2 separate regions of the Homo sapiens genome follow, and region 1 is linked to region 2. Evidence: chromatin loops called from intact Hi-C (ENCODE). Cell type or tissue: GM12878. All regions are shown on one strand. Each heading gives the region's core, and the rest is flanking DNA. Links, peaks and the distances in the headings are about the cores only. Region 1 has its middle 27 kb from the start of RPRD1A. Region 2 holds the start of LOC105372071 (a long non-coding RNA gene).

Region 1 (15,167 bases), core at 5,876-10,875, 570 kb before region 2:
AAGAAGATATGCAAATGGCCAACAAACATATAAAAAATGCTCAATATCACTAATTATCAGGGAAATGCAAATCAAAACCACAATGTGAAACCACCTTACTTCTGCAAGAATGACAATAATTTAAATATCAAAAAATAACAGATGGTATCGTGGATGTGGTGAAAAGGGAACACTTTCACACTGCTTGTGGGAATGTAAACTAGTACAATCACTATGGAAAACTGTATGGAGATTCCTTGAAGAACTAAAAGTAGAACTGCTATTTGATCCAGCAATCCCACTACTGGGTACCTACCCAGAGAAAAAGAAGTCATTACATGAAAAAGACACTTGCACAAGCATGTTTATAGCAGCACGATTTACAATTGTAAAAATATGGAATCAGCCTAAACGCCCACTAACTGAGTAGATAAAGAAAATGTGGCATTCTACTCAGCCATAAAAAGCAATGAAGTAATGGCATCTGCAGCAACCTGGATAAAGTTGGAGACCATTATTCTAAGGGAAGTAATTCAGGGTTGGAAAACCAAATATCATATGTTTTCACTTGTAAGAGGGAGCTAAGCTATGAGGACACAAAAGCGTAAGAATGATATAATGGACTTTGGGGACTGTTGGGGGAAGGTCAGGAAGGGAGGGTGAAGGATGAAAGGCTACACATTGGGAGCCGGGCATGGTGGCTGCTTGGCACGGTGGCTAATGCCTGTAATCCCAGAACTTTGGGAGGCCAAGGCAGACAGATCACTTGAGGCCAGGAGTTCGAGATCAGCCTGGCCAACATGGTGAAACCTCATCTCTACTAAAAATACAAAAATTAGCCAGGCGTGGTGACAGGTGCCTATAATCCCAGCTACTTGGGAGGCTGAGGCAGGAGAATCGCTTCAACCTGGGAGGCGGAGGTTGCAATAAGCCAAGATTATGCCACTGCACTCCAGCCTGGGTGACAAAGTGAGCCCTTGTCTCAAAAACAAAAACAAAAACAAAAAACCCGATGGCTACACATTGTGTACAGTGTACACTGCTTGGGTGATGGGTGCACCAAAATCTCAGAAATTACCACTAAAGAACTTTCCCATGCAACCAAACACCATCTGTTCCCCAAAAACTATTGAAAAAAGTATTTAAAACACAAGAGTCAAAAAATAATTTAAACGTTTATGAAGTACAGTAAGCTAAGGTTAATATATTATTCAAGAAAAAAATCATTTTTACACATTTAATGCAGCCTAAGTGTATAGTATTTATAGAGTCTACAGTAATGTCCTAGGCCTTCACATTCACTCACTACTCACTTTCTGACTCACCCAGGGCAACTTCCAGTCCTGCAAGCTCCATTCGTGGTAAGTACCCTATACAGGTGTACCATTTTTTAATCTTTCATACCATATTTTTACTGTACCTTCTCTACATTTAGAAAGATTTAGATACACAAATACCATTGTGTTACAATTGTCTACAGTGTTCAGTACTATAACATACTATACAGATTTGTAGCCTAAAACAGTAGGCTATATGATATAGCCTAGTTGTATCATCTAGATTTGTGTAAGTACACTGTATGATATTTGGACAAAGATAAAGTTGCCTAATGGTGCATTTCTTTTCTTTTTCTTTTTTATAGTTTCTTTTTTTTTTTTCAGACAGAGTTTCACTCTGTTGCCCAGGCTGAAATGCAGTAGTGCAAATATTGGCTTATTACAACCTCTGCCTCCTAGGCTCAAGCGATCCTCCCATATCAGCCTCCCGAGTAGCTGGGGCTACAGGCAACACAACCACACCCAGCTAATTTTTGTATTTTTTGTAGAGACAGGGTTTCATCATGTTACCCAGGCTGGTCTCAAATTTCTTGGCTCAAGCCATCCTCCCGCCTCAGCCTCCTAATGTGCTGGAATTACAGACATCAGCCACCATGCCCGGCCTGGAACATTTCTTAAAAACATATTCTTGTTATAAAGCGACACATGACTGTGCATTCAATGGAAAATTATTCAGTCATTAAAAGAATGAAATTCTGGCCAGGCATGGTGGCTCATGCCTGTAATCCCAACCTTTGGGAAGACAAGTTGGGTGAATCACCTGAGAGGTCAGGAGTTTGAAACTGGCCCGGCCAACGTGGTGAAACACTGTCTCTAATAAAAATACAAAAATTAGCCAGGCATGCTGGCACATGCCTGTAGTCCCAGCTACTCTGGAGGATGAGGCAGGAGGGAGAATTGCTTGAACCCAGGAGGCAGAGGTTGCAGTGAGCCGAGATCATACCACTGCACTCCAGCCTGGGTGACAGAGTGAGACTCTGTCTCAAAAAAAAAAAAAGAAAGAAAGAAAACACGGAAGGAATGGAATTCTGATACATGTGAAAAATGAGTGAACCTTGAAAACATTATCTAAGTGAAATAAGCCAGACACAAAAGGACAAATTTTGTGTGATTCCACTTACATGAGGTACCTCAAATAGGCAAATCCATAGAGGCAGAAGGTAGAGTAGAGCTTAAACAATGGTAGGGGGAAGAGGGGAGGGAGGGAACAGAGAGTTATTGTTGAGTGGGTATAAAGTTTCTGTTTGAGATAATTAAAACATTCTGGAAGTAGATAGTGGTGATGGCTGCACAACACTGTGCATGTACTTAATGCCACTGAGTTGTACGCTTAAAAATGGTTTAACTGGTGGCGGAACATGGTGGCTCATGCCTGTAATCCCAGCACTTTGGGAGGCCAAGGCAGGCAGACCACTTGAGGTCAGGAGTTCAAGATCAGCCTGGCTAACATTTTAGTGAGACCCCTGTCTCTACTAAAAATACAAAAATTAGTCAGGTGTGGTGGCATGTGCCTGTAGTCCCAGCTACTCGGGAGGCTGAGACAGAAGAATCACTTGAAGCCCGGGAGGTGGAGCTTGCAGTGAGGCGAGATCACACCACTGCATTCCAGACTGGGCGACAGAGCAAGACTCCGTCTCAAAAAACAAGCAAACAGAAAAAGGTTTAAATGATAAATTTTATGTTATGTATATTTTGCCACAATAAAAAAAAGAAAACTCAATTTGAAATTGTATTATGGAAATTTCTAAGCATATACCAAAGTTAAAAGTATAATGGACTTCCATGTATCCATCACTAGTTTCAACAATTATCAATTCCTGGGCAAATTCTGCTGTTTTACCCACCACCGTCCCTACTGGATTATTTTGCAGCAATATCCAGGCATTTTATTCTCTGCAAATATTTGAGAATGTTTTTCCAAAATAAATTAAGCATTTTTTTTTTTTGAGACAGTGTCTCACTGTGTCGCCCAGGCTGGAGAACAGTACTGTGATCTCGGCTCACTGCAACCTCCGCCTCCCGGGTTCAAGCAATTCTCCTGCCTCAGCCACTGAAGTAGCTGGGATTACAGGCACGTGCCACCATGCCCGACTAATTTTTGTATTTTTAGTAGAGACAGGATTTCGACATGTTGGCGAGGCTGGTCTTGATCTTCCGGTCTCAAGTGATCCACCCGGCTTGACCTCCCAAAGTGCTGGAATTACAGGCTTGAACCATTGTGTCTGAACATAGTAAGCATTTCTTTACCAAGGATTTCCTATTCCTCCTCAAAACCCACATCAGATATCACCTCCTCTGTAAGACCATTTGTTTCCCATTTCCCTTAGAAGCAGCATGACCCATTCCTCTCTATGAGTATTGACAACTTCTTACCTATCCCTCTGAACCATGGTTTCTCAATCTTGGCACTGCAAGTTGTTCCCCTTATCCTAAATGTGTGGGGCACAGTGGCTCAGCCTGTAATCCCAGCACTTTGGGAGGCCGAGGTAGGCTGATGACTCGAGACCAGGAGTTTGAGACCAGCCTGGCCAACATGGTAAAACCCTGCCTCTAAAAACAAACAAACAAACAAAAATCCGCAAATGATTGGGACCAGAAGTATTAAAGATTTTGGATTTTTTGTGGATTTGGGAACATTTGCATATACATAATGAGATATCTTGGGGATGGGATCAAGTCTAAACACAAAATTCACTTATGTTTTATATATATGCTGAAGGTACTGTAATTTTATACAATATTTTAAATGATTTTGTGCATAAAACCAAGTTGAACCCTCAGAAAGCAAAGGTGTCATTATTTTAGTCACCCAAGTGGACAATTTGTGATTGCTTGTCATTACCATCATTCCTGGCTCTGAATTTATACGCTACCAATAAGCCATCATTTTCTTACACTTATTCACATGTAAGTGCTTAATAGTAAAACATGACATACACATCTGGCATGTGTGGAAAAGATGTATCAAAACTGAAGGGGCCTGGGAAAATCTTTTTTTCCCTTGGGGATGTTAAATAAACTGTGTGTTGTGCACCTGCATTTTGTCTGCAAATCATCATATAAAGTCAGGTATGGATTGTCCACTTGTGGCATCATGTCAGCAAAAATGTTTCCAATTTTGGAGCATTTTAGATTTTGGATTTTTGGATTAGGAATGCTTAACCTGGACTGATTTTGCCAGAGATCATTCTTTGATGTGGGAAGTGGTCCTGTGCATTAGAGGATGCTTCGCAGCAACCTGGCCTCTGTTAACTATTTGTAAGTAGCAAACTCCTCACTCCTTGTGACAATAAAAAATGTCTCCACACATCACCAAATGTCTTATATGGGCAAAATTGGCCCCAGTGGCAACTACTTCTTCAAAACTGCCCTGAAGAACTGCACTGCAGATATTTGCTTCTACATCTGTCTTCACTTCTCTTCTGCGAAATCCTAAAGGCCTGGACAACTTCTTCCTTATCTTAGGATAGCCAGTGACTGATTCTTGCTCAGATCTTCATAGGAAGCACCCTGAAAGGCCAAGGAAGCATTGGCAGATCTTCCTAGAACTTCAGGAAATCTGAGGCCATCACATCTAGCTCTAGCACTCCGTGTGGTGCCTTAATCACTTCTACAATGTCCCCTCCAGATTCTGTAAAGAATTCAAGCAATTGACACTTATCTCCCTGCAGGGGTGGGGGGCTCATTTTTAAAAAGTTTTTATGGTAAGCTGAAGCTTGCTGACTGTCTGACTTTACCCAGTGTCTCAATCCTTTTTTTTTTTTTTTTTTTTTTGAGACATTCTTGCTCTGTCACCCAGGCTGGAGTGCCGTGGCACGATCTTGACTCACCGCAACCTTTGCCTCCTGGGTTCAAGTGATTTTCGTGCCTCAGCCTTCTGAGTAGCTGGAATTACAGGCATGTGCCACCACACCCGGCTAATTGTTGTATTTTTAGTAGAGATGGGGTTTCACCATGTTGGCCAGGCTGGTCTAAAACTCTTGGCTTCAAGTGATCCACCTGCTTTGGTCTCCTAAAGTGCTGGGATTACAGGCATGAGCCACCCATGCCTGGACCCATTGTTCCAATTCTATTCTCTGAATTCTTATAAAATTAGCCTAACTTTACTTCCACATGATAGCCTTTTAGGTTTATGAAGACTACCATTATAATCATTCACTCAATCATTTAACAAATACATACTTGAAAAGGAGAAAAGCAACCACTGACATGTGCAGTTGGCCTGGCTCTATCACCTGGCCCTCTGTGGTGTTAGGAGCTCATCTGGCATCACAGACAGGTCATGGTATTCTTCTGATGAACATAAACAATCTCACAGAGCACCTACATCAGACAAGGGCACTCTATGACCTCGGTAAAGTGAGACAAAAACCAAACCAAACAAAAACAAGACCACTTCATAAATTTTATCCAAGAACAGGAAAAAATAAAGTCACTGTGTAAACCACAAAAATAGCCTCCTCTTCCTGCTAATATAACTGCTGCTTCTTTACCAATTATATCCTTAGCCTTGCTCTCTTCTTCCCCCTTCTAAAAAAAAATTTATTAAAATACCCAATCAGATAATTATTCCTGCTTCCTGGCATCATTCAATTCAGAGCAAAACCTCACTTCCTTGAAACCTCTGCCAAATCACCTAACTTAAGCCCAAATCCTCCTTGCTAACATACCAAGCCATTCCATGGTTCCCCCTCTTGTACATTCTCTTTCATGACAACAAGCCAAAAACTCAACTTGTTCAATTACAGGTATGTTCCTGGTGGTCTTTGGCTGGAAGGCATTGACATACTGAACACCTAATATAAGCCAGGCACTAGGGATAGGGCAATGAATAAAACAAACAAAAATCTGTGTCTCCGTCAGAGCTTCTGTGGAAGTGAAGAGTGAACCAGGTGAAAGCATAATATGGTGTGTTAGTTGTGCTATGTGCCATGTGGAAAAGTAATGTCGAGGAAGGAATATGGCTGTTGGGATTTTGGTTCACTAGGAACAGGCTTACTAAGGTGCCACTCTGAGATCTGAGGGAGGGGACATGTGACCCGTGCAGCTATTTCGGGGTGTTCAAAGAGCGAATGGCCAATACAAAGGCCCTAGGACAGGAAGGTGCCTGGGGTGGCTCAGGAGCAGCACGGAGAACTCCTGTGGCTGGAGTGGGTGATCAAAGAGGAGAGGAGTAGGAGACAGTAAGATGGGGCGTGAGGAGAGAACAATGATCAAATAGGGTCTTATAAACCACTGCCAGGATTTTGGCTTTTACTTTGCATAAGTGAGATGGGAAGTTGTTGCAAAGCGTTGAACAGAAAAATCACGTGGTTTCTTCTTCTTTCTTTCTTTTTTTCCTTTTCTTTCTTTCTGTTTTTTTTTTTTTTTTTTTTTGACAGAGTCTTGCTCTGTCACCTAGGCTGGAGCACAGTGGCATGATCTTGGCTCACTGCAGCCTCCGCCTCCCGGGTTCGAGTGACTCTCATGCCTCAGCCTCCTCAGTAGCTGGGATTACAAACACATGCCACTATGTCCACCTAATTTTTGTATTTTTAGTAGAGACAGGATTTTGTCACATTGGCCAGGCTGGTTTCAAACTCCTGACCTCAAGCGATCCTCCCACCTCAGCCTCCTAAAGTGCCGGGATTACAGGCGTGAGCCACTGTGCCCGGCCCAACATTTTTTTTTTTTTGTAAAATATCTTTCTAGCACACTACATTGTTTATCTATTTAACTTACTTCTTGTCCGCCTATTCTTTTTTTTATTTTTTTTGTAAAGACAGGGTCTCGCTATGTTGACCAGGCTGGTCTTGAACTCCTGGCCTCAAGCAATCCTCCTACCTCTGCCTCCCCAAAGTGCTGGGATTACAGGAGTGAGCTACTGACCCCAGCCTCTCTGCCTATTCTTACTAGAATAAACGTTCAATGAGAGCAAGGATTTGGGTCTATTTTTCTAATTAACAAACACTGCACAGAACAGTGTCTGGTTATAGTAGGGGCTCAATAAGTACTTGTTGAATGAATAGTTTTTGGATCCATTGTGACTTTTGTCTCACATCCATGAGCATGCTCCTTTGGCAGTGTTTCTCTAAAATGATCAGGGGATGTTCCAGCCAAATTCTGGAATAGTAGGATGTTTCTCCTTTGTTCAAACCCTGGCATTTTATGGTGCAGCCCAGCAAGCCTAGCCTGTTTGGCAGGCATATCAGCCACTTCATGCCTCCCTATCCAGAACCTTGTACTTTTCCTGCGAAGAAGAAAATCTACAGTCAGCCAACCCCTCGTAGCTCAGGATATGTGCTGTATCTCTAACAGTGGAATCACACATCTCATAGGAAATGGAGAAAAAGGACATCAGACATCCGACTGCAAAATCTCTTTTAAGAAAGGATGTCCCCAATAAAAGAACAAAGAAAGGAAGGAAGGAAAGAAGGAAGGAAGGCAGGAAGGCCCAGCTTGGGCAACATAGCAAGGTCTCATCTCTACTAATATATACATAAATAAATAAAACCGGCATGGTGGCGTGCACCTGTAGTCCCAGCTACTCAGAAGGCTGATGTGGGAGGATTAATTGAGTCTAGGAGTTTGAGGTTGTAGTGAGCTATGATTGTGCCACCTGCACGCTAGCCTGGACAACAGAGTGAGACCTTGTTTAAAAAAAAGGAAAAGTAAAGATGCCAAACTTGAACTCCCAAATTTTCAACTTTGGAGACCGTAGACAGGAGTTTAAGTTTCTTCTGTGGCATCAACTAGCTCTAGGACTTTAACCAAACCAATTAACCTCTCCAAACTTCGTTTTAGTCATCTGCAATATGAAACTAATAAGGCCTATATAGTAAGGCTGTTATGAGGATTGGGTAGAATTATGTAGAGGACTATAGTAGACCTTAGTAAATGCTATTTTTTCTTACTTCATAATCTCTTCCCATTTGCCAAATGTTTTCGGCTAAGATGAAGTGGGAGTAAAAATTAGCTGGGCGTGGTGGTGAGTGCCTGTAATCCCGGCTACTCAGGAGGCTGAGGCAGGAAAGTCACTTGAACCCGGGAGGCGGAGGTTGCAGTGAGCCGAGATCATGCCATTGCGCTCCAGCCTGGGCAACAAGAGCGAAACAGCGAAACTCCGTCTCAAAAATAAATAAATAAATAAATAAATAAATAAATAAATAAATAAATAAAGGACAACTGTGATATCTATTCTTTTGTATCTGGCTTTTCCCACTTAGCATATGTTTTCAAGGTTCATCCATGTTGTAGATAATTTTTTGTCTACAACGTTTTTGGAGATAAATTTGTTTTGTCTACAATTTTTTGTAGACAATTTTTAAATTGCATTTTCTTGTATGAGTGAGATTGAAATCCTGTAATATGTAAGCTTTTATATGATAAAAAGCCATTTGCGTCTTTCTCCATGACCACTTAATTCATGTTTGTAGTCCATTCCTCCTATCCAAGAATAGGAAATAACTTTACATGTACTCAAATATTTTGGCCCATCAGCAGCATTTGAGTTTCTCTTCACATACTTCTTGCACAGTTATGTTAAATAAAACTAGTTCTTTAAATTTACACCAAAAAAATAGCTAGTAATTGAACACTAGTAGCATCATTTCTAAATTAGTCATCTTCTCAATTTGTAAAATTTGAAGTTGTGTTAAAATTCCACAAGGTGGCAGACTGGTTCTACTAAGTTGGGCTTACTGCATGGGTTTAAATAACATCCTAAATGTGTTATATGCATTCAATGGAATAGTATTTAGCTTTAAAAAAGTGATATTCTGACACATGCTTCAACATAAATGAAAAAACTTTGATAAGATTATATTAAGTGAAATAAGCCAGTTACAAAAGGACACATATTGTATGTTCCACTTAAATGTGTAGTCAAAATCAGAAAGACAAAGTAGAATGGTGTTTGGCTGGGAAAAGAAGAAATGGGGAGTTATTGTTTAATGGATCCACAGTTTCACTTTCAGAAGACATAAAAATTCTGAATATGGATGGTGGTGACGACTGCACAACAATGTTAGTGTACTTAATGCCACTAAATTGTACACTTAAGAATGATTAACAAGGTAAATTTTATGTTATTGTATATTTTACCACAATAAAAAAGATGGTAAAAAATAAGATTCAAGTAAAGAAATGTATAAAGAATACAAAAGTCTTCCACTGTACTGTGTATCCTTCCAAAATTTCTGTAAGTACACCCACACCCAGGTGTGGTGTGTACTCAATATTTTACACTGTATTGTTCAATCAAGAGAAATATCCACCTCATCCTTTTTTAGAAAAAAACTTAGGAAAAGTTACTTTTTTCCTATGCAGTAGAATTCTGTGAGATTCACTACATATAGATTTGTGTAACCACCACCAAAATCAGGATACAGAATGATTCCATTACCATCTCTCAACCCCTGCCCCCCAAAAATCAAACTCCTATGCTAGTATTTTACAGTCACAGCCTTCCCAAAATGAACCCTGGGCAACCACTGATCTTTTCTTCCTATCATATTATCTTCTCCAGAGTACCATATAAATGGAAACATGTAATATGTAACCTTTTGAGTCTGCCTTCTTTCACTTAGCAAAATCACCATGTATTCATGGAGGTTGTTGCCTGTGTCAGTAGTTTATTCTTCTCACTACTGGGTAGTATTGCACTACACAGATATACCACAGCATTATTTATCCATTCAACTGTTGAAAGACACTTGGGTGGTTTCCAGTTTCTGGTGATTGTGAATAAAGCTGCTATACAAGTTTTTGTGCAAATGTTAAGTTTTAATTAGTCTAGGGCAAATACACAGGAGAGGGATTGTTGGGTCATAATGTACCCATAATGTAGTTGTATATTTACCTTTGTAAGAAATTACCAAATTGTTTTCCATAGAGGCTGTACCATTTTGCATACCCACTACCAATGTATGAAAGTTTAGTTACTCCACATCCTTGCTGGATATTGATATTGTCAGAATTTTTAATTTTAGCCATTTTAGGAGGTGAATACTGACAGCTCATTATGGTGTTAATTTGCATTTCCTTAGTGATTTATGCTATTGAACTCTTTTCATGTGCCGCCATGTGTTCTCTTTGGTGACATATCTACATATCTATTCAAGTTTTTCCCACATTTTAAAGAACTAGGTTGTTTGTTTTCTCACCATTGTGTTATGAGAGTTGTTTTTATATTCTGAAAACAAGTTCTTGGTTGGATATGTGATTTACGAATATTTTTCTCCCAGTTCATAGTTTCTCTTTTCTATTCTGACAAAACAAAAATTTTCAATTTTTTTTTTTTTTTGGTGGAGGAGACAGGGTCTCACTCTGTTGCCCAAGCTGGAGCACAGTGGCACCAACATGGCTCACTGCAGCCTTGACCTCCTAGGCTCAAGGGATCCTCCTATCTCAGCCTCCTGAGTAGCTGGGCCCACAGGCACATGCCACCATGCTCAGCTAATTTTTTACTTTTTTATTTTTTGGCAGAGATGGAGTCTCACCATGCTGCTCAATTGCTCAGGCTGGTCTTGAACTCCGGGGCACAAGCAATCCTCCTACCTTGGCCTCCCGAAGTGCTGGGATTATAGGTGTGAGCTACTGCGCCTGCCCAAACATTTTCAATTTTTCTGAAACAAATTATCAACTTATTCTTTTATGGATTGTGCTTTTGGTTCAAGTTTGCCTAACCCCAGGTTAGGAAGATTTTTCTCCTATATTTTCTTCTAAAAGTGTTATGGTTCTATATTCATATCTATGATCCATTTTGGATAAAGTTTTGTTTGGATTTTCATTTTGTTCTTTTGCCCATAATGTTCAGTTGTTTCAACACTATTTTTTGAAAAGACTGCTATTACACCATTGAATTGTCTTTTCACCTGTGTCAAAAATAAGTTGATTATATTTGTGTAAGTCTATTTCTAGGCTCTCTATCCTACTTCATTGATTTGTATATTTTTCCCTTGGTCAGAACAACCAAGTCATGATTATGGTAGTTTTATAGTAAGTCTGAAAGTCAGATAGTATGATTCTATCAACTTTATGCTTCTTCAGAATAGTTTTGGTTATTCTCATTCCTTTGCCTTTCTATATAAATTCAAGAATCAGCTTGTCTATACTTAAAAAGATCCTGCAATGATTTTGATTGAAATGAAAACATTTATTATGTTTTTTTCCAATCTATGAACATAGCATATCTCTCATTCAGCGTTTTTTTTTTTTTTTTTTCTTGAGACGGAGTCTTATTCTCTCACCCAGGCTTGAGTGCAGTGGCGCGATCTCGACTCACTGCAAGCTCCACCTCCCGGGTTCATGCCATTCTTCTGCCTCAGCCTCCCAAGTAGCTGGGACCACAGGTGCCTGCCACCACGCCTGGCTAATTTTTTGTATTTTTAGTAGAGACAGGGTTTCACCGTGTTAGCCAGGATGGTCTCGATCTCCTGACCTCATGATCTGCCCGCCTCGGCCTCCCAAAGTGCTGGGATTACAGGTGTGAGCCACCGCGCCCGGCCGCTTGTTCTTCTTCTTCCTCTTCTTCTTCTTTTTTTTTTTTTTTAAACACAGCATTTTGTAGTTTTTAGTATAAACACCCTTTACATGTTTTGTTAGAATCATACCTAAGTGTTGCAATTTGGAGGGAGCAATTTTAAATGGAATTTTATTTCTTAATTTTAATTTCCAATTGCTCATTGTCAGTAAACAGAAATAAAATTGACTTTTGTGTGTTGATATTGTATCCTGTACAAAGCTCAATTCACTTATTAGTTCTAGAAGTGTAACCAAACTCAGGTCCAGCTGCTCACCACCTATCAAGCTAAAAACACAAGAAGCAATGCATGGTAAAAGAAAAGTAACCTTTATTTCAAATGCCATCAGTGAGGGAGATAGCTGAGCTCAAGTCACAAAGAGATCATCTCAAACTTTTGGGCTGACTGAGGGAGTTTCAAAAGAGAAACTTGCTGTGAGAATCATGTAGGAGTGTTGCAGGGTGCAGCTCTGCATGCCTTGTTCTGATGGCTATCTTGAATAATCATCTATTCAGAGGTCTTGTTGGTGTTATCTTGACTTCAGTCTGGTGGTGGTGAACTAATTGTTTATGGACTCCCCTAAAAAGATGGATTTCCCAAGGCCTCCATGCCTGGTTTGTTTCAAGATTAGTCCCTGGAACTTTTAAACAAGGAGATGGTTAGATAAGTGTGTATGGTGCAAGGGAGTGTCTGGTAGAAAGGGGAGAGAAACAAAGAGTTTCAAAGTACATTTCAAGCCCATATTCTGAGTTTAGACAAAAAAGTTCAGAAATGCATTTTATAGCTAAGATACTCAGTTATAGAAGGGCCTATATGCATTTCTCTTACTTTATTTTACCAATGAACGTCCTTTTAAAAATTTACTTTAATTTTTACTTTTAGAGAGAGTCTTGTTCTGTTGCCTAGGCTGGAGTGCAGTGGTATGATCATGGCTTACTGCAACCTCAAACTCCTGGGTCCAAGCGCTCCTCCCACCTCAGCCTCCCAAATAGCTGGGACTACAGGCATATGCCATCATACCTGGCTCATTTTAAAATTTTGCATAGAGACAGAGTATTACTATGTTGCCCAGGCTGGTCTTGAACTCTTGGCTTGAAGCAATCCTCCTACCTTGGCCTCCCAAAGAGTTGGGATTACAGGCATGAGCCACCATGCCCAGCTGACATCCTTGTTTTATATCTGAGTTTAGATGAAAAGCATGTGTTTTTCACCAATAAGTATGATGTTAGCTATATGTTTTTTCTTAATCATATATGGTTAACTCTTTTTTTAAGAGACAGGCTCTGTTGCCCAGGCTAGAGTGCAGTGGTGTGATCATAATTCACTACAGCCTTGAACTTCTGGGCTCAAGCAATCTTCCAACAAAAGCCTACCTAGTAGCAGGTGCACACCACAATGTCTGGCTTATTTTTAAATTTCTTTGTAGAGAGGGAATCTCACTATGTTGGCCAGGCTTGACTTGAACTCCTGGCCTCAAGTAATCCTCCCACTTTGGCCTCCCAAAGTGCTGGGACTGCAGATGTGAGCCACCACACTCAGGCTGTAACTGGTTAATTTTTTTTCTTTTTTTAAAATTAAGTTCCGGGGTACATGTGCAGGATGTGCAGGTTTGTTACATAGGTAAACATGCGTCATAGTGGTTTGCTGCACCTATCAACCCATTACCTAGGTATTAAGCCCAGTATGTATCAGCTCTTTTCTCTAATGATCTCCCACCCCTGCCCTCCCCAAGAAGTCCCCAGTAAATGTTGTTCCCCTCCCTGTGTCCGTGTATTTTCATTTTTCAGCTCTCACTTATAAGTGAGAACATGTGATGTTTGGTTTTCTGTTCCTGCATTAGTTTGCTGAGGATAACGGCTTCCAGATTCATCCACGTGCCTGCAAAAGATATGATCTCATTCCTTTTTATGGCTGCATAGTATTCTATGGTGTATATGTATCATATTTTCTTTATCCAGCCTATCATTGATGGGCATTTGGGTTGACTCCATGTCTTTGTTATTGTGAGTAGTGCTTCAATGAACATACGTGTGCATGTACCTTTAAAATAGAATGATTTCCATTCCTCTGGGTATATACCCAGTAATGGAATTGCTGGATCAAATGGTATTTCTGGTTCTAAATCTTTGAGGAATCACCACACTGTCTTCCACAATGGTTGAACTAATTTACATTCCCACCAACAGTGTAAAAGCGTTCCTATTTCTCTGGAACCTCGCCACAAGGGAATCTCCTGATCCATGGATTGGAAAAAATTGTGGGAAAAGCATAGTACCCCTGGTTGGTGGCACAGTCCCTCACCACTTCCCTTGGCTGGGGGAGGGAGGTTTCCCTGGTCTGTGCACTTTCTGGGTGAAGTGACACCCCACCCTGCTTCTGCTCTCTTTCCATGGGTTGCGCCCACCACCCAGCCAGTCCCAGTGAGATGAACTGGGTACCTCAGTTGGAAATGCAGAAATCACCCACCTTCTCTGTTGGTCCAGCTTGGAGCTGCAGATGGGAGCTGCTTCTATCTGGCCATCTTGGTCCCTCCCTACCGTTAATTTTTATCAAACATTTTTTTCTGTACTAATTGATAAAATCATGAGGTTTTTCTTGGTCTGTAGTTTTCTTGTGCTGTCCTTGTGTTGTGGCCTTTGTAGTTCAGCAGGTGGAAGGGAATGGTGCCCAGCAGTTTTTTTTCTCCCCCATTGCTTAGCGAGCAGGAAGGAGGGTTTCAGTGTTATAGGATTCCTTCGGTGCTACTTTGCCACCTGGAAATCTCTTTGGCTGCCATGAACTCTGTCCAGGACCTCACTTGAGCCTGCTGGGCTCACTCTACAGGCTCGACCCAGCAGGCTCTGCTTGGCTTGCACCCTGGCCTATATCCCACACAGGCTGTGGGATCCGCACTCAACCTGTGGCTGGACCAGGCATGCTGTGAATGGCTTCCACATTAGGCACTGGCATCTAGATGAGGGGAACATGGTGGCACCTGAAAACTTGGAGACGTCAGTAACCACAGAGCCCCAAAGGGTGTTACAGCTCTTGCCTGGGGAGTCCCAAGTTCTGCCCCCAAGAAATGTTACAGCTCTCTCTCATTCCTGCTGCCCACAGCTTGACGAATGGGGTCTTGTTACAGCTTGTTCAGTCCTGCTGCTCGCAGCTTGGCAAGTTCCGGGTTCTTGTCCCGTGACCAAGAGGAATAAGGTACACGGATACCAGAGAGTGAGTAGGGCAGAGAAGAATTTTACTGAGCAAGAGAAAGAAAGCTCTCAGCAGAGAGGGGGCCCAAGAGCAGGTAGTGAGGCTAAGTGGGGTTTTTATGGGCTCAGAATGGGGGAGTACATGCTGATTGGTCCATAGGTGG
Region 2 (15,167 bases), core at 5,468-10,467:
CTATGATCGTTAACAATTTTTGCTTACTATATCTGAAGGAATTTTGAAGTTTCCCTCCAAGTTTTGAGAAGCCTGTCTACAGTTTTTTTTACTATAAGTTTAAATTGTTGATATAATTTGTCTATTGTATATATGCTTTATATTTTTTTCAAAACCTTGGGGCTTTAGATTTAACTGATTTAATTCTGGAAAACACCTATGTATACCTACTTGGCAAAGCCAGTCCTTAGTCAAATGAGACTTAACTTCTGTCAGAAGAAGCCTGATTTCATGTTTCAGTTCAAATAAGCGAGCTCATACGCATCCCTGACAACAGTCTCATTTTTGGGGCTGATTCTCAGGTGGGCACGTAGACAGAGATGAGGCATGAGACCTTGCTTCTAGTTTTTCCCTGGATAAATAAAGCTCCGTCTTCTCCCTCCAGCATACTTCTTAAGGAATTCCCTCAGGAGTGATATTTTCCTTTGCTTGGTACCATGGAGATCTTATAGCACAAAGCAGTGCCCCACACTGATTCCACCTGCTCAAGAGTTTTTTTTCTTTCTAAAAATGGAAGGTGATTTTGGAAGGAGAAGCTGGAAAGGACTGGGAGACCCTAGGAGCAGCATGGGAAGATCCATTTTTAAAAAGAGCAGATATGGAACTTCAGGATCTGAAAATTAATTTCCTCTGATTTCCAGAATGGCTTTGTATACCTCCAGGAGTTGTGAACTGAGCTTCTTTTTTTTTCCTTCTTTTTTTTTTTTTTTTTTGTACCCCAATCATACTATCCCAGTGAACCAAATTTGAATTCCTTGAAACTACAAGTTCTCTGCAGGTCTCTTCCAGGTCTACAGTTCCAGGATTGTTGTTATCTTTCACACAGTTTTTGCGGAATGAATCCAACATGACTCTTACACCTTCCAAGAACAATATCTATGTGCAAGTTAGGAGCTGAACATTTGACTGGAACAAAAATATGTTGGTGATCTCATCTTTCCCAGAGAGTGTGTTAGCCCACGGTGGTGATGCTGGTCTTTCTGGTGATGGTCTCGGCCCTAGTTGGGGCTTTCCTGGGCCCCAGACCCTTCCCGTTTGGTCTGCAAGCTTCACCGCTATTTATAGTCGTGGGGGTGGGAGCAATAGAAACACATAAGCTGTCCAGTTGAAGATACACGTAAGTTGTGGGGGAAAAAAAAAGCTGCTTGCTTGTGAATGAAGGTTGACTTTGATTTAACTGAGCAAAGTTTGTAAACTTTTAAAATCACTTCTCCAGCAGGAACTTGGATACTGTACAAGTATTGTTCCTATTGATTTTTCTGATGTTCACTTTTTGTGGTTTTCATGGGTCTGTGTGACCACAGATGGACTACTCAGTGGTTGACTGCGATTGAATGGGTTATAATAAAGACCGACCAGTTAGTCATTAAAAAGAACCCTCACCCTCCACACACACACACACACACACACACACAAAAATGCTGAATAGTGAGTTGTATGATCTAGTTAGTTTGGCTGAAATTGAGAAGCAAAATTAGACTATGAGGCATTTGAATTAATTGCTTAGACATTAGGAAAACCAAAGGAGGGAAAAACACATTCTGCTTGTTTTATTTCCATAGCGTCATTTAAACACAATTTTAGCAAAGTGATCCTGTTAAAACATTCTGCAGGATGTCCACTTGTGGTGGGAAGGGAATTGTTTTAGCTGCTGGAGTAGGATGACAAGCTGAGCATCCAGGCAGCTGCTGACACAGGCATGGAGCCTGTGTGGATCAGGCTGCATCAGGGTCTCGTCACGGAGAGTGCTAGGTGTCGTGCGGGGCAGCCTCCTTCCCCTCCCTCATTGCAGTGCTTGCTGCCTGGTTTCTTTCCCTCTTTGCTCATTGGCTTTCTCTCCCTTCTCTATTTCTGCCTTTGTAGGTTCCTTTCATCCTTTGCTTTTGTGCTTCCTATGTGGCCTGTGGTTTGGGAACCCTGTTGAAAAATTAAACCAACACTCACTTGGAGAAGCAATTAACCTGTTTGACATGTAGAGTGTTGGGTTTTTAAAGAGAAAATGAGTACTCAGAAACCAAGTCCCACAAAGATGATGTGTTCACAGAGGATAATGGAATAGAGTGGTATGCTCTGAGCCTCTCTCTGTCTGGCACTGAGAATATGCCAGCCATGTGACACTAAATAAATAAGGACAGCAACAGCCAAACTGACCAGAATTAGCAGCACAGGATAGATGCGGGTCGTATCAATATTTTATTTTCCATTATAATAATGAAATTTCTTATTGAAAACTGAAATTTCATCTCTCTATTCTTTTTTAAAAAATAGCCCATTTTTATAGTTTTTCCTACACTTAGTTTTTGACTTTTGAGTATATTTTTGCACAGTTGTGATCAAACTGTGTATATTATATCCTGATGTTTTCATTTAGCCTATATTATCATTTTTCGTGTTGTCACTTATAAAATTGGTAATCATTTTTAAGGGTTGCATAATAGTCCATTGACAAATAATATATCATACTTTCGTAGCCATTTCCACATTTCTACCTGGTTAAGTAGTTTTTAGTTTTCTACCATGATCTAAATAATGTTCCACTATTTGCAGGAGCTTTCTGGAAAGAAAAAGAAAAAAGATAAATAATGCTCCAATAAGTATCTTCCTGTATGACATTTTCAGTATATAAATAACTATAAGGTTATTTCCTTATGTTATCTTCCCAAAAGTTGACTTACTCTGTCGAAGGATACACTCATTTTGAAATCAGTTTGCTTTCCAGAAGGGATTCCAATTTCTGTTGATGGGCGTTTGGACTGGATTCTCCATGTGCAAGAAGCTCTTTGTGTCCTTATAGTGACTGTTGGGGTCCCACACATTCTAATACAGTGTCCCTAACCAGTTCGGTGGACGGGGTGGGTCCTGCTCTGTGGCTGGGTAGATTTGCGAGGCAAAGCTCTCTGAGCCTCATTATTTGTAAGTAATCCTGAGTGTCTGAGCCCATGCAAGGGCATCAAATAATGATTTGTTTTCTGGGAGTGCTCTGAGTGATGATACCTAAATATGGTCTGCTAAAGGACGTCTAGTCTGAAAAACAGAAATCTAGAATTTTACAGATCTTGAAATTTAACTTGTCAGACATGTCTGGAAAATCATCAAATCTCATGTAAACCTCATGGCTGTAATTTTGGTTCAGGGGAAATGTTGGATGAAAACATGAATACATGCACCTCTAAGGAGCAGGCCAGTCCAGAAAGCCTGGGGACAGTTTCTCCTCAATCACTGAACATGTGATGGGATTACATTTAATCAGTGAAATTGATATGGAAATACTAAAGTGGAATTTTAAATAAGATGTTTCTTTAGCCAACCATATGGTATTTCTTACAGACCTGTGATGGAATTAACACTAATTGTGCCACCATGTGAGGCAAGAAAAATCTTCATGGTTCAAGTGAAATTGATTTGGATTTTTAATTTATGTTAGCAAATAATTTTAACGTACATTTTAAAAAACAGGAAATGTTAGGGTTTTATTTAAACCCTTTGTCATAAATCTTGCTGCCTAATGGTTTTAGACTTTGGGAAACTCCTCTTATGAGAAATTATCAGAAAAAAACAGGGAACAAACCTCTTTAGGTAGAATTACCACTAACAGTGGTAGCATTTCCAGACCTGTTTCTCTTGCAAAAATTAAAATGGTTTGCTAAGTCTTATTTACTGACTTGTACTTATTTCTCTATCCTTTTCCCCCCAACTTAAACCTCTGCACTTCTTAGATACAGCAATTTTGGCAATAACTCTTATCACTCCTCAAGACCCTCATCTGGATCCAGTGTGCCCACCACCCCCACATCATCCGTCTCACCCCCACAGGAGGCCAGGTTGGAAAGGTGAGTTCGACAAGCACGCTGATAGCTTCACAGTCCTCAAGTGAGGGGAATCAATTTGGTTAAGTGTGGTTAAAGGAAAAATATAAATAAAAGACATAACATGAAGTATTTTCCTTTACAGAACATTGTCCGAAGCCAGGAATATTTTCTCTTTCTTTCACACTATTTACTAAGCAAATATTTTATTAGAGGTGATATTTTAATATTAGCGTCTCATCCCCCTACACACTTTCCATAGAAAGTATAAAAATGTCTTCTAAAATATTTGTGTGAATGTTTTGATTCATTCCTTAAAAACTGTTCTAGATTTTACGTAAGCTCTGCAATTTGTTATATACACATCAGTTTTCACCATTGAATGATTAAATCTGTGTAAATCAGAAAGTAGTGGGCCCATTAAGGTGCTGTATAATTAATCCAGGACCTACCAGAAGAGAAAAGAATTGTATGGGTACATGGAAGGAATTTAACTTGGCAAGAGTATTAGACCACCAGAAATTAACTGATTATGACTCCCAGAAGCAAATGATTGCCCAAGGATGTGTTTACAAGGGAAAGGTAAGACCTGTAATTTTAGAACAGTTAGAAAGTTACCCTCACATGGCAAGAGTGCTGAGTTAGAGAAGACTGGTTAGGATTCCAGCTCACTCACTTGGAAGTTATTTAACCCTGAGGGTAAATGCCAATTACACCAACCCATACCTTAGAGGGTGATTTTGATGAGCAAACAAAAGTCCACTCGGGAGTGCTGTGTGAAGCCCACCATGTGTATCTGGTGGAAGCTGTTAGTGTAGGAGATGATAGCATGTAACTTCCAGCAGCTCCTCATTCATCAGGAATCTAGACATGAGCGACATCAGAGATCACTTACCTCAAATCCCAAATTTAAAGCAACCTGCGTTCCACATTTAGATCCTCTTCTATGTGTATTCTGAAGTATGTTTTGCCGAGTGCTGCTGGTGATTGGAGGTTTGGTTGGGTTGAGAGCAGGCAAGACCTTAAGCCCTGGGAGGAAGGGAGGTCCAGTGGGGTTTGCCTAGTCACATGTCACTGTTAACTTCTAAGATGGCATGTAGATCCTACGGTGTCAAGCTCTCAGATTCCACAGTCCAGTGTGGTCCTGGGCTGAGCACACTTGGGCTAAGTTAGGTCTTGATAATAAGGTAACCATTTGATTACCCCGAAGACACCATTACCTGTCTGTAGTTCTGTCCTTTACCCTAGGGCACCTCCTGTTGGGATTAGCTGAAGTTACCTGTAGTCCTGAAAAGGTCACCATACAGATGACCCTTGTCAAATGGGATGTAAGATTTGGGGCCAAAGTGAGTAATATTGGAGTCAGACTGATACGACGTTGCACATCTTGCACCTGCCAAGCTGCCAGCTCCTCAGGGACTAGAACCAGGCTCTGTTCATTGGTGTGTTCCCTACAGTGCCTGGGGCCTGGCAATAGTAGAGCCACAGTAAACACTGATGGAAGGATGGGGTGACTTAGCTGCTCACTGCTTGGGAACACTTTGGAGGTCTGTGAAGTTATAAAGTTATACAGACAGGGGTCCATGTGGCCCACAAGATTACCAAAGCCCTGGGCTTGGATGTTCTTCCCAGGTTCTGAAAGGGAAGCCCCAACCTCTGCCCGCTTTTCTGCCACTGGAATCCCAGGTCCAGGTTTGGGCTAGAAGATCCAGGATCCTGAAGGACTCCTGTCTGTGTCTCCTTCTCTGCCTGGACTGGCTGAAGTGCCCCTGGGGATAAGGAGGGTGGGCAGTTAAACCAGGAATGGTAGAATTGGATCCCAGAGCCTGGGCGCGGTGGCTCACACCTGTAATCCCAACACTTTGGGAGGCCGAGGTGGGCAGATCACGAGGTCAGGAGTTTGAGACCAGCCCAACCAACATGGTGAACCCCCGTCTCTACTAAAAATACAAAACTTAGCCGAGTGTGGTGGTGCACGCCTGTTATCCCAGCTACTCAGGAGGCTGAGGCAGGAGAATCACTTGAACCTGGGAGGTGGAAGTTGCAGTGAGCCGAGATTGTGCCATTGCACTCCAGCCTGGGTGACCGTGAGACTCTGTCTCAAAAACAAAACAAAAACAAAAAAGACTTGGATCCCAGAGTGCCTTGAACATCCTGGGGAAGAGGCTGGACTTTATCCTGAGACCACTGGAGCTGTTCAAGTTTGGAAACAGGAGACAGGAGGCAGGAGGCAACCAATTCTAATTTGTTAGTAGCATAGAACAAGCCACTGGGGTGAGGCTGCAGGAACAAGGGCTGCCGCGAGGCAGTGTCAGAGTCCAAGAGAGATGACCGTGCCCAACATGGCACTGGCTGTGGGACTTGCCAGGAGCAGCAGGTTTGGCAGAGTTGGCTGCCGCCTGGAGGGTAAGAGGAGACGCAAAATGAGTAGAGGTTCAGGCTTGCACGAGTGTATGGATGTTAGAAACAAGGAACTGGGACGATACTGGAAGAAAAGCAAATTGGGTGGAGACTTCCAGCATGGGGCATGGGTGGTCCAAGGAGCCTGTCTGACATCCAGGGAGATGTTCCAGAGGCCCTGGGGAGGTGTGGACTCAGCAGTCCTTGGCTTGAAGAAGGCTCTGGAGTTAAATCCCTCAGAGAGCCTGGCATTGGGATGGGGTCACTGGGGAACAGCAGTGGTGGGATGACTCTCCTAAGTTCCTTTCCTTCTTACAGTACGCTGTTGCTGTAGGAACTTGGTTTTCTTTACCATCACTCTATCCACGAGCGAGTACGGTAGCTTCTAAGAGTCTATCACCTCCTTTACATTTGCTTGTCTTTTTCACTGTCACCTTGTGTGGCTCTGAAAAAACATATGATGAATCATTTGACATATCAGATGTGCAGTTTTATTAAGACCAGGAAGCCACTGGACCTGGCTGTATTACCACTTTACTTATGTTTTGTAAGTGGGGGAAAAAAAAAAAGAAATAAGAGGATCTTCTAACTCCAAATCATACTTGTGCACCATCGCCCAAGAATATTACATCAGTTGCACTTATGATAATAGACATTTTTATATAGTTTGAATTTTTTCTTTGTCATATTTGACAACTGAATTCTTTGGATATCACCCATAATCTAATTTCACCTATGCAAGTATTTTTTGCCCATTAAGATGTGTGATTATTTTTACTGAGGTATATATACTTTAGTAGAATTTGTAAGATTTATGGTTGGTATGTTTTATATATACATATATTATTAAAACCAAAAAGGAACTATATTATCAATAATGGTTACATTTCTGCAATGAGGATGCGCGTCTTCTGTGATCATACCCCTGACTAATAAACATTGTGCCTGAGCCCTGTACAATACTAGGAAGTTCTAGAACTTCATTCCCTTGATTTGGAAACAAGACTACTTCACTGAAGTCCTGGGATAATCAGGCCAACTAAAACACCCTTCAGGCACCTCGGCCCACTTTGGAAATGCAAGTGGACATTGTCATGAGCTTGGAGTTTTCCATTTCTTCCCCAACAAGTATATTCATGTGTTAGATGTTGATAAAACTTGGAATGATAAATTGACATAGGAAGGAAGTGCTGAAGAAACAATATGGAAAATTAAGTCAAGGATATTAAAATGAATCCATCTCCATATCTCCTATTATAGCTTTGTTAATAGGGCTCTCTTTTAGAAATAGAGTAATATTTTCATGAAGTTTGGAACTTAAGAGAAAACAAAACAAAACGAGAAAACCAGAACTATCTGCAAAGGCCCTCAGGAATACAAGATGCAACTGTTTAATGAAAGCAGACTTTTAAAACACTTCACTTTTTGAAAATGTACTTTTTGAGCAGATAATTTCTAAATGTTTTCTTTGTGAAAGAAAATAAAACTACAGGAATATTTGAACTATTTGTGTTCAAGTATTCAAATGAAACAAACAAGCAAACAACCACACCTCAAGCGCATATGTGGTTGTGAGGCTTTGGGAAAGGCCGGGCCCATCCTCTTCCCTTCCCTGTAGTGACATCTCCATCTTGTGGACTTTCTCATCAATGGCGGCTGGAGGCTTGCCTTGTCAATGTGAGGAAACAGTACGCCCAAGCCCTGGGACTGAAGGTACCCTAAGACAGTCCTTGTTCTGGGACTAGAGAGGCCACCTAGAGTAAGCCTATCCTGCACTGTGAGTGCTCAGTGGGAAGAGGTTGTAGGAACCTCAGGCCCATACTTAGGACGCCAGAGAGGATTTCTCTGTGGACATGCTGTGCTGAAACCCAAAGGATCATATGCACTTTAACCATGCATTCTGTTCTCTTTTCCACTTGTAATAATGCCATTGTTTACTATAAATGACACTGACATGGCTGTTTTTCAGATTAATGTCAAGAGCCCTTAGAAGATCTTGGGAATTGTCTTTCTCATAGTTGTCCCAGCAGAGTTCTTCCTACTTCCTGTAAGATTATAAACCCAGATATAAGTAACAACATCTTGTTAGGGAGTAATAATGGATAATAAGGGATGGATAAAGGACATAACCTTTTGTGTGTGTGTAGTAAGAATACTTAACATGAGATCTACCCTCTTAACAATGTTTAAGTGGTCAATATGTTATTATTAACTATAGGCACTATGTTATGTAGGAGAGCTCTGGAACTTCTATAATTGTAGCTTTATACTCATCAGATAATAACTCCTTATATCCCTCTTTCCTCAATCCCCTGGTAACCATCATTCTATTGTCTACTTCTATATCTTTGACCATTTTAGATGCCTCATATGAGGGTCATTGAGTTGTTTTTTCTCATTGTATTATTGAAGTTCTTTATAAACTGTGATAAGAGTAGCAATCACTTTTCTCATTGTTCTTTTTTACTTCATTTATTGTGTGTTTACCATGTAGAAACATTCAATTTCATGAGTAAATCTTTTCTATTTTCATGATTTTGTGTTCCTACTGAAGAAAGCCTTTTTTCTCCTGGTTTCTTCTAGTACTTCTGTAGCTACATTTTGTCACATTTAAATGTTTTATCTATCTGGAAATTATTTTGGCAAATAGTATGAGGCAGAGGTCCAACTTCAGCTTTTTCATACATTCAACAACATGTATTGAATAACCCTTTGTTTCCCTACCGTGTGTCAGATACTAACAGGAAGGGAGGTTTGTTTATGCATCGGTGTGTTCAAACTGTTCTTAGGAGCATCTCCCCTCTTCCTGCTGTCAGCCTTCCCTGATCAGCCACGCTGACCTCTCAGGAGCTCTCCTTCCTCCCAGTTTTTGGCTTTACCACTTTCTTCATGGTCACTGGAATACAACTGTGTCATGTGCTGCCATGGAACAGTCCTATTATTGCATCATCTGCTTTTAGGAGGTTGTGTACAGTGACTGACAGTGCTATAGTAAAGAACAGTCATATTTTAGGAAGCTGGGAAAGTGGAAGCCTTCTGTGCTTCTGTGGTGGCTTCTCCCAGCTTAAGCTCTCTCTTATGGGAATCTCACTTGCTGTGATCCCCTTGAACACCTATCTCCACCATGTTTATGGAGACTTCTCCCTCAGAATTCAGGTTTCTGTTTCCATGCATTTCCTGCCTGTTGGCAGTTACTGTAGTTCTTCCAGTGATGGCCTGCCAGGCTTGCCTTTTGACTACCACCCTGTGTGTAACTTGTGGGTACCTGTGCCTTCTTCATCTTTGTTGCCAATTCCAAGTGGACTGTCTATTCCCTATGAATCCACATGCTTGTGTCTTCCCATTCTTGTCTGCTTTGGCTTTTATCATTTCCTTCCCTGACCTCACTAGTCATCTACATGTGCCTTGAAGTTCTACTTGGGTTTTTGAATGACTGTGTTTTGTGGATATGTGATCTGGGTGTTTTGCTGGATCCCAGATGCTTGCTGGCTGTGTTCTATCACTTGGTCAACCCAATACTTAAAAAAAAATTGTCAGTGGAATTGAGAGCCACATTGTGCAATGGGGTTCTAGTTTTTAAAAAAATTAAATTGGTTGATTAAAGTACATTTTTAAAAAACAAACTTCTCTGAGAAAATCCCAAATAGAATGTAAAATAATGGGATAAAGGACATTGTTTTTCTATGTGACACAGTTAATGGCACCCAGTCCACAAATGCCAGTAGGAAACAAGCAGTACAAATGTGGTCTGATTCCCCACCATTCAAAGATGCTGTGTTCTCCTTGGACTGCGCAGAAGCAGTCTTCCCACTTGCCTGCCACTAGTTCCTGACAGCAGTCTTGTTACAAACAATAAGAGTCCCTGTAAGGCTAAATGTGGTCCTTATTAATTGATTGCGTTACATCCAAAGCACGCAAGAGAAGCACTGGTTCTGTTGATGCAGTAAGTTCAGAGTGGGGTCTGGCTCGCTAATGGTAGGTTCACAAAGTGACTGTGGGCCCTAGGGAACCTGGGCTGTGCTGTGCTGTGGGACTGTGGGTCCTCAGCAGGTACTGGAGATTCTTTCTCCCACACATGTTTTAGATCTGACTTGACTTTTTCCCACCATTCCTACTCCCATCTTTGCCATGGTTTCCAGTTGTCACTTGCTACATTAGTTTTGTACCATTATTGTACAAAGATCACAGAGCAAAAAGGGGTGTGTGTGTATGTGAGAGAGAGAGAGAGAGAGAGAGAGAGAGAGAGAGAGATTGAGATTGAGATTTCTCCTTCAGAAAAATGTATTACTGGGCTGGGCGCAGTAGCTCATGCCTATAATCCCAGCACTTTGGGAGGCTGAGGTGGAAGGATTGCTTGAGACCAGCCCAGGCAACAAAGAGACCCCAGGTGTGGTGGCTTATGCCCATGGTTGCAGCTACTCAGGAGGCAGAGGCAGGAGGATCACTTGAGCCCAGGAGTTGGCAGCTGCTGTGAGCTAAGGTCATGCCACTGCATTCCAGCCTGGGTGACAGAGTGAGACCCTGTCTCAAAAAAGAAAATGTATATTGCTAGATCACTGAATGTTTGTTTTCCTATCTCTTTCCCCATTCCTTCCCTCAAAGCCCAGTAATGAGGACTAAATAAGTTTTATTGTTATAATGGAAGGATACTGAGTTTCCAGTTAATTTTGGAAATTATGTATGTAGGATACACAAGTCTTACATACTCATATATTTCATTCAACAAGTACTTATTGAGTGTATCGATTGAATCAGACACAGTCCCTGACTTCACAGGGCTTACACTTCAGTGGCAGAAGCAGAAGATGAGCAAATCATCTGCAAATAAAGAGTTTCCACTGCAGTGAATGCTGCGAAGAAAATGAACCTTCATAGGAGAGCTGAAAAGAGAGAGGCAATCAAACTGGGGGCCTAGCACAGGTGCTCTGTTGTTGTGGGGGATACCCCTGGCAAAAGGTCTGGGAAACTGAGTCACTAATGTAAGGCAAATTGCTATTTGCTCTGAGATTGGCCTGGTGGGGGGGCAGGGAGGTTAAGAGGGGGATAAGAAAATGGAGCGAGTCCATATCTTTCTTCAAAACAGGGTTTTGCAAATCTGGGAAAGATGGGAGACCATTTGGAATCAATTTAGCATTTAGAGAAGAGGCAAGTGTGCAAAAGAAGAGTGAGTTGGCCTGGAGTGAAGAAGCAGAGAGGAGATGGGAAGGAAGAATGTGCCTTGGTCCTGGCCAGCAAGGCCTGGGAGCCACGTAACACAGGAGATGCTGGTGGCAGTCAGCGCTTTGGGAAGCTTCCAGGAGATTGGCAAATTGTGAAGCCAAACAGGTGGACTTGGGGCTGTGACAGGAGAGGACTGACCTCCTTTGGGCCGGAGGACTCACTTGGTCTTAGATGGAGGGTGGAAATTAAGAGGGAATGAGAGAACTGGCAAGAACTGCTGTATGCCAAAGTCAGGGCCTACAAAGGGGCCAGTGGACAGGCTGAAGCATGACAACAGCCAGGGCCTGGAGGAATGGCTTCATGCTCTAGATATGAGCCAGCACAGTAATGTGAGACTCCATGTGGGACCAGTCTCCACAGCACACTGCGTGAGCCCTGCTATTCCTTCCCATGGCCAAGGAGCTCAGATCTGCACTGAAGCAGTGTGTGCAACAGGCTGGAGAATAGAAAGCAAGAGGGAGACTGAAATCCACATCCAGTCTCTGATGATGGCTGTCTTCAGGATTGTAGCAGTGGTGATGAGAAAAGCTGCCTGTTTCTTGGAGATGCCTCTGGGGCTTGCTGGTTTCATCATGAGAGCTAGGATATGACCCTGAAGCTATGAAGGAAGATTCTTAATTTTTCTTTTTTCAGGGCAAGCAAATGCCTTTTACAACTGGGCATAACTTAGAGTTACCTCTTGTCCTGTATCATTAGACAGGGTGATCCTCAATTTCATAGCCAGGTTGTGAGGACGATCTCATTGCTCAGCATCATTTCAATGCCATTTTATTATTATTTTTGACCTCTAAGTCTTCATATCAAATTATCTACTTGTGAATTAAGTGCTAATTTCAAGTATCAGATATTTTATGAACTTAGTTTTTGCTTTTGTTAATATTTTACCAGAGATGATAATTTACTTTTTAAATAGGAAACATCGAAGGTTTGCATCTTTCGCAAATAAGATTTTACTTAACTTGAACTTACCAAGGGATATTTTTTTAAAACAGCTTTTGCAGTAAAATTGACACGCAAGAAACAGCACATAAGTTTTGGCGTATGTGTACAACAGTGAAACCCTGACCACAATGGAGATAATGTGCATATCCATCACCCCAAAAATCTTCTGCTGCCTCTTTGTGATTATTGCTGCCCTTCCCCATCCCTAAGCAACCACTGATCTGCTTCTTCATTGTAGATTCATTTGCATGTGTGTTTTTAGCATTTTATATAAGTGTAATCAGGCAGTATATACTCTTTGAGGGGAGTTGACTTCTTTCAGTTAGTATAATTGTTTTGATATTCCTTCATGTTGTTGTGTGTTTCAATTTCTTTTGATTGAGTAGTATTCCATTGTGTACATAAACCATAATTTATCTGTTTACCTGTTGATAGACACTTGGGTTGTCTTTGTATGTACATGTGCTTTCATTTCTCTTGGGTAAATATAGTCATTCGTCACTTAATGATGGGGCTATGTTCTGAGAAAAGCAGTGTTGGGCAATTTTGCTATACAAAAATAATAAGGGACTATTCTGAACAATTATATTCCAATAACTTTGACAACTTAGATGAAATGGAAGAATTTCTTGAAAGACAAAAACTACCAAAACTCACAGAAGATGAAATAATCTGTATGAATTAATATAAGATAAACAAAGATAGAGACATTGAATTTGTAGTTGTAAACTTTCCCATGAAGAAAGCTCCAGTCCCAGATGTCCTCCTAGGCTATATGGTATAGCCTGTTACTCCTAGACTGCAAACCTTGCAGCGTGTAACTGTACCAAATACTGTAGGCAGTTGTAACACAGTGAGAAGTATTTCCGTATCTAAACATAGAAAAGGTATGGTAAAAATACAGTATTAAAGAGAAAAAAATGGTACATCTATGTGGGGTACTCACCATGAATGGAGCTTACAGAATTGAAAGCATGAACATTACTGTTCATGCCTAGGACATTACTGTACATCACTGTAGACTTTATAAACACTGTGTACTGAGGCTACACTAACGTTATTAAAAAAGAAAAGTAGTTGTGCTACAATGTTATGATGGCTATAACATCACTAGGTGATAGTACATTTTCAGCTTCATTGTAATCTATGGAACCACTATCTTGTAGAACATTGTTGACTGAAATGTTAAGTAGTGCATGGTTGTTACTAAAAGTAGAATTGCCAAGTTTTATGGCAGGTGGATGTTTAGCTTTTAAGAAATTGCCTGTCTTCCACAATGGCTGTACATGAGTAATGCTCATAAAATGAGGGGAAACATACTCCTTCCTCTTTAGCTTTCTAGAAGAGGCTGCGTAGAATTAGTACTAGCTCTTCCTTAAATATTTCATAGAATTCACCATGAGGACATCTAAGACTGGAGCTTTCTTCAAGGGAAAGTTTAAAACCACAAATTCAATGCCTCTAATAGATATTTATCTTATATTCTTATCAGATCATCCATTTCCTCTTGAGTGAGTTTTAGTAGATTTGTCTTTCAAGAAATTCTTCCATTTCATCTAAGTTGTCAAAGTTATTGGAATGTAATTGTTCAGAATAGTCCCTTATTATTTTTTTTAGTATCTGTAAAATCTGCAGTGATCGTATTTCTCATTCTTAATATTGGTAATTTGTGTCTTCTCTCTCTTCTTTCCAATCAGTCTGGCTAGAGATTTATCAATTTTTTTTTGACCACAAAGAACCAGTTTTTGGTTTCATTTAATTTTTATACTGTTTTTCTGTTTGTTTTATTTTCTTGCTTCTGCTCACTTTGTGTAAAATTTGCTCTTTTTTTCAGTTAGGAGATGAGGTCATTGATTTGAGACTTTTTATCTTTTCTAATATAGGCATTCAGTGTTACAAATTTTCCTCTAAGTATTGCTTTTGCTGCATTCCACAAAGTTTAATATGTTGTGTTTTTATCTTCTCTTAATATGCTTCTTAAGTTCTCTGTCAATTTTTAAAAAGTCTTTACCCCATGGGTTATTTTAAAGTATTTATTTAGCTTATAAGTATTTGTGGATATTCCAACTATCTTTCTGTTACTGATTTCTAATTTAATAAAATTGCGGTCAGAGAACATATGTTGTATGACTTGGATACTTTTAAATTTATTGATATTTGTTTTACAGCCCAGAATAGGATCAACTGTGGCAAATATACTGTGTAAACTTGAAAAGAATATGTATCCTGATGTTTTGGGGTAAAATGTTCTGTAGATGTCTATTTGGTTGATGGTATTGTTCTAGTATTCCGTATCCTTAGTGCTTGTCTGTCTTGTTCTGTTACTGAGAGAGTAATAAACTGCATTCTATAATTTTGATTTTTAAAAATATGTTGCTGTTCTATTAGTTTTCCCTCGTATCTTGAAGCTCTTTTATTAGGTGCATAAATATTTACAATTGTTATATCCTACTGATGGCTTGACTCCTTTCATTTGAAATGACCTTTATACCTGGTAACATACTTGATTCTTAGGTCTACTTTATCTGGTATTAATATAGCCTCAGCTTTAAAAAAAATAGTATTAATATGGTATATCTTTTTTATTATTTGAACATAAATTAGGTTTTATGTTTCTTGTAGGCAATATAGTGTTGAATCTTTTTTTTAATCCAGTCTGATAATCTCTACCTTTTAATTGGAGTGTTTAAACCATTTAATGTGATTATTGATTTGTTTGAGTTTATATTTTTTATTTGTTCCACCTTTTTATTCTTTCTT

What was found. Peaks named below come from ENCODE experiments on the same cell type or tissue, not always from the same donor. Only the 100,000 strongest peaks of a DNase experiment are listed, where the experiment ranks them.
Region 1: a loop joins it to region 2, with 2.4 times the contacts of the local background. A loop is called at or near these places in 3 of 110 quality-filtered maps.

Annotation. Positions count from the first base shown.
Region 1 is chr18:36,087,148-36,102,314 of GRCh38, forward strand. No RefSeq gene overlaps it. Among named protein-coding and RNA genes, the nearest start is that of RPRD1A, 27 kb to the left of the region's middle. RefSeq lists a silencer at 11,670-11,830. In GM12878, for the core only: a CTCF peak has its summit at 8,967 (motif pointing right); no DNase peak of the experiment used is centred there.
Region 2 is chr18:36,654,320-36,669,486 of GRCh38, forward strand. FHOD3 (formin homology 2 domain containing 3) reads left to right here. Exons shown (of 29, transcript NM_001281740.3): 14 at 3,756-3,869. It overlaps LOC105372071 (a long non-coding RNA gene), which reads right to left and starts at 9,099. Exons shown (of 3, transcript NR_132982.1): 1 at 8,988-9,099; 2 at 6,598-6,690; 3 at 6,070-6,244. RefSeq lists an enhancer at 7,803-7,962. In GM12878, for the core only: a CTCF peak has its summit at 7,877 (motif pointing left); no DNase peak of the experiment used is centred there.